Linked DNA regions of Mus musculus: region 2 is linked to region 1. A link is a loop called in an ENCODE intact Hi-C map of the cell type or tissue named here. Cell type or tissue: heart. All regions are shown on one strand.

What was found. Peaks named below come from ENCODE experiments on the same cell type or tissue, not always from the same donor. Only the 100,000 strongest peaks of a DNase experiment are listed, where the experiment ranks them.
Region 2: it touches region 1 in a loop (2.8-fold over the local background); 12 of 42 quality-filtered maps call a loop at or near these places.

What each region holds. Positions count from the first base shown.
Region 1 is chr5:23,673,636-23,676,135 of GRCm38, reverse strand. Srpk2 (serine/arginine-rich protein specific kinase 2) reads left to right here and starts at 169. Exons shown (of 16, transcript NM_001359173.1): 1 at 169-278; 2 at 362-416. The coding sequence starts at 263. In heart, a CTCF peak has its summit at 1,228; DNase peaks (open chromatin) are centred at 165, 825 and 1,085; H3K4me3 peaks cover 1,597 bases; H3K27ac peaks cover 1,321 bases.
Region 2 is chr5:23,748,917-23,751,416 of GRCm38, reverse strand. It overlaps Pus7 (pseudouridylate synthase 7), which reads left to right. Exons shown (of 16, transcript NM_178403.5): 10 at 1,551-1,612. Among named protein-coding and RNA genes, the nearest start is that of Pus7, 34 kb to the left of the region's middle. In heart, a CTCF peak has its summit at 1,347 (motif pointing right); no DNase peak of the experiment used is centred here.

The DNA.
Region 1 (2,500 bases):
GCCGAGCGAGTGATAAGGGCGCGGCCGGGGTCCGGACCCCCGTGCTCCAGAGCTGCGGAGGGGGGCGCGGAGGGGGCGGGGCTGCGGGGCGGGGCCGCGGGGGCGGGTCTCATTGGCCCCCGCGGGAGAGGCCGCGGCGGCGCAGGCGCGGTTCCCGCCTCCTCGGCCGGCGAGCGAGTGGAGGCTGCATCCCGGTGCGGCTGACTGTCGCGTCGCCGCCGCCTCCGCCGCGGAGCCCCCCGCCTGGCTGCCCCGAGTCGGAATGAGCTCCAGGAAAGGTGAGCGGCGCGAGCGGCCCCCGCCCCGCCTCGCGGCACGCAGGCGGCCAACCCGACCGTTAATGTGTCTTCTCTCTCCCCAGTGCTGGCCATTCAGGCCCGAAAGCGGAGGCCGAAAAGAGAGAAACATCCGAAAAAGTGAGTCCGCGCGGCGCTTGGTCCCGACCCCGCCCCGCCTCGCTGAATGTTGCTTGCGGCCGCGCAGGCAGAGCTTCCCGGTCCCCGGGCCGCGGGCGGTGGGTCTCCCGGGACGCGGCGCCGGCTCTACGTGCCCCGGCGGGGGAGGGGTGGGGGGAGGGGCGCGCGGCCGCGGGTTCCGGAGCCGCGACCTGGCCCGTCAGCCTGCGAGCCGCCCGGGCTCTGCACTCGACCCCGCGCCCCGTGCCCCGTGCCCCGCGTCCCCGATCCTCATCCCGCGCCCCGGATCGGCGTCCCTGATCCGTATCCTGAGCCCCTTATCCACATCCCTGATCCGCACCCCAGTGCCTGTACCGCACGGGTCGGATAGTGGGCACGGGAGGGAGGCGGCGGCGCGGCTGACACCTGGGCTGCGGGAGCCAGTGCGCTGCCGCCTCTGCCACCTCCCGGTCCCGCCTGGGCCAGCCAGCTGAAAACCCGAGCTGCTTGTCAAGTGGTTTGGCTCCGGGCGTTGTTCCTGGCGTGAGTTCAGCTCCGGGACCGGTGCGTTTCGGCGCTCGGGTTTTTCATTCGAAACTTTCTGCTCGGGTCGAGCGTTACTTGCGTGCTGCGGCTGCGCCCAGGTCGCTTGCTGCAGTGGGCTGTGGGTGTGTGCGCGGGCGGGTCCCGCGTGGTGCTCCGGACTGGATCCACCGACTATGATATTTCAAATGTGCCAGCGCCAGCCACCTCCAGCCTGGACCTGCAGCCCAGTTGGGCAGCTGCTGTCGGAGAAGCCTTTCCCCGAGAGCTGGGTTTTCCTAGGCGTCAGAGCGCCGCCGCGTGTTTCTCTTTCCTCTCTCTCTGGGTTTGCTGGACCAGCTATCAACATCTTTGCTCACATTGTTTGCTTCGCTGTTCCTTTTGCGCAAGAAATTTGTGTGGTGTCTTTGGTACTATAGAGAAAGACAGAATTCGCCTTTAATAAAATTACGAAATATTTGTCTATCTTTATTTTGCAAGGGGTGGGATAACCCTCTGCTCTCTTAGGTGGTGGTTATAATTTGTATTGGCCCAGCAGGGATTTCCCACACATTTGGTGACATCTAGGAAAACTGGCAGGATTGTCTTCATTCAAAATTGAATATAACTTGACTGTATGTATAGGATTTCCTAAGATGTGGATATATAAATATGAAAGAAATCTATTTTTAGGAGGCAAAAAGACTTGAAAATTGGAAGGTAAACATTGAAAATTAAAAAAGGTTTTTATTTTTATTATTTTGTGTGTGTGTTTGGGTTTGGATGTGTAAGAGCCTTGACACCTGTGGAAGTCAAGGAACAACTTTCAGCGTTTGATTCTCTGACCATAGCTTCGGAAACTGAACAAGATCAAGCCTGGTTAGTATTCAGATGGGAGACTACCTGGGAATACTGGGTCTGTAGGAAAAAAAAAAAAAAAGAAAAAGAAAGAAAGAAAGAAAGAGAAAAGGATTGATTCTCTGTTATGTGTAGGTCTGTGGGATTGAACTCCAATTGTCAGGCATGGTGATAAGCACTGTTACCCTGAGCCATCTCCCTGGCTCAGATATCAGATATGGGATATTTAAAATGCTGAAACTCAATGTAGGCTTCTGATAGTTTATGCTTTTTAAAAACTAGTTCTATTTCCCCGGGGCAGTGATGGTACATACCTTTAATTCCAACACTGGAGAGGCAGAGGCAGGAGAGTTTCTGTAAGTTTTGAGGCCAGCCTGATCTATAGAGCTAGTTCCAGGACAGCCAGGGCTATACAGAGAAACCCTGTTTCACCCTCCCACCCCTCAAAGTGCTATCGTGGCTCAGTAGTTAAGAGCTTCTTGCTCCTGCAGAGGTACCTGGTTAGTTCTTAGCACCAAAATCATGGTTCACAACCATCACTATCCTCAGTTCCAGGGTGTCTGATGGGCAGCTGCATACATGTATTAAACATATATACATGTAGGCAAAATTCATAAAAGAAAACCTTAAAAAGTAGTGCTGGTTCTAACTAATGAAAACCCTAAGTTTTTCTTTTGGTGAACCATGGAAATTTAGCAGCTGTCTGAGTGGATGCTTGGGTTTAA
Region 2 (2,500 bases), 75 kb before region 1:
AAGTAACTTCCTCCTAGGAGCTGGCACGCTGGAGTGCACACCGAGTGTGGTCTGAGAACATGTCTTCCTGGTTCTGTCTCAGCACTGGCAGGCGGAGGCTGCGCTTCAGAAGGGCCGAACTAGCATGCTGGTTGGACAGCCGTAGAAACAGTTTTCTCTAGTTCAGTTTCCCACCATCAGGTTGTATTTGCTTGTATGATTTTACAGGGACCAAGGGTTAACTCAGTCTGCTGTGACGTCTCTCTCAAGCAACGTTGTAAAAGGAGAAATAGAAATATTTCTAACTTAAGACCAGGCAGGCACAGTGGAGTCCACTAGACCGTGGCTGAGCCTGCAGAGCCCTCCCGTAGTGTACGAGGGGCCCTAGACGGGACCTCTAGCACCTGAAGAAGGAAAACCCGCCACACTGTCTCCGGAAACACACAGAAGCATGATGAAGACACTGGCTGTTGTGGGGCAGAGCATTTAGTGAAGGCTGGCATCAGCTTGTTTTTACTATTTTTAATTAATTTCGCAGGAGCAAAGCCATGTCACCCTATAGTTTTGTACCCAAAGAATTTTTTCGCGAAGAAATACTTGCTCAGTAAAGTGTTGCCAGACTTAACCCGGAAACACAAGTTTCAGAATATTCCCAAAGGTCTGCAGAAGTTAGTTCAGATTTTCAAATTATTTGTTTTCACAATGTCCGATTATTTCCTGCCTTCAAAGAATGTACTGTTATCAGCATAGGGTTTCCCAGCATATAGTAAAACAGAAGATGAATTGTATCCAGACTACATAAAGGCAATATATGAAAAGCTATATTGTTGTCCAAAAGGACAATAGCTTTCTTAATGTTTTTTGTTCACCGGGGTCAGTCACATATTCTGGTTGGTTTCATTGTTTCATGTGTACATGTTCAGTAGTGTTCTCCTGCACGCCCTCTGTCCTCACGCCTGCCCTCTAATCCCCCAACCCCCACCCACACACCCCACCCCCGCTCTTCCCAGCTTTCTTTCCTTTTACTTTCGTGTGTTCTACATGTGTCCCTGAAGTTAGAGCTCTTTACAGGAGCATGGGTACCTTACGGCTGAAGAACGTGTTCATGAGCCCCACTCCATTCTATGATGGGGAATCAGCAAGCCCCATTTTCTGAGGAGCTTGTATGAATAATCACAGCTGCTGCAAGTTCAAGAGTGCTGCAGTCTGTCCTGCTCAGAAGTTAGCTTCCTTCCCATACCCTCTCCAGCTTATACACCCTCTCCAGCTTATACGTTCTTTCTATTCCCTTCCTCTTTGATGCTCATTGGAGGAGATGATATAGAGTCCAGAAGGGGGCAGCAAGTCCTCTGGAGCTGGGGTTCCAGGCAGCTGTGCCCATTGGAGGGTAGATCCTGAGAATCCGGTCCTCTGCCCAAGGAATACACACTCCTTTTAGAGTAGGTAGTGACCTCTGAATCTGTATCATCATTGTACTGCATACTTTTAAATTTAATAAACTAAGTCTTACTTGGAACATATAAAGCTTATTATATGCAAAGTTAACTAATGTAAATACTGTCTAATTCTAGAGCAATTCTACAGAATTCCTGGACAGAAGTCATGGATTTAATACTGAAACCCCGTTCTGGAGGTGAGAAAGATTTGTGTAAAAATAAAATGCATAGAGTATATAGCTAGATAGTCATGAAGTCACTTTAAGTAAACGTAACTGCAGGTTGTTATTTTAAGTTCTTGATCTTTTTTATTCAAAATTTTAATGCTATTTTTTTTTAAAGATTTATTTCTTTAATATATGTCAGTACACTGTTGCTCTCTTCAGACACAGCAGAAGAGGGCATCAGATCCCATTACAGATAACCACCATGTGGCTGCTGGGAATTGAACTCAGGACCTCTGGAAGAGCACTCTGTGCTCTTAACGGCTGAGCCATCTCTCCAGCCCCACTATTTTATTTTCATGGTTTTGCATAGGGGACTGAATTTTTTAAAATCTGTATCGTAGTCTTAGCTTTATTCATGCATGGTTGAATGTACTTGAAATAAATTAATTTCTCTATGGTTACTTCAAATTCTCTGGCTTATAGGAAACTTTTATGTATGACTGCTTTGATAAAAAGTGTTATAATGAAATATGTGATCTTGGCAAAGTACCTTAAGGATTTTTAAAAGTGGATTAAAATTTTTCCAGGAAATATCTCTAAAACTACACTGTAAAAGAGGGATTTAACTGGTACTTTTTTAAATTTTTAAATAATAAACTTGATTTAGGTAACTTCATTTGCAAGCTAAAAACGTGTTTTTATTTTTAAAGAAAGCATTAACCTTGCTAGAACGGGGGCAAGAAAAGGAGAAACTTCCTTCCGGTTGTTCTTTGCTGGACTAGTTGCAGTGATGATGAGTAGTGTCTCTGGCTGACGACGGAGCCGGGGAGGGAGAAGCACACTTTCTGTGACCCCATGTTGTCGCTTTTGGGTGACTGTGAGCGTCTTCATTACATGGAAACATTCCCCCAGTTCTAG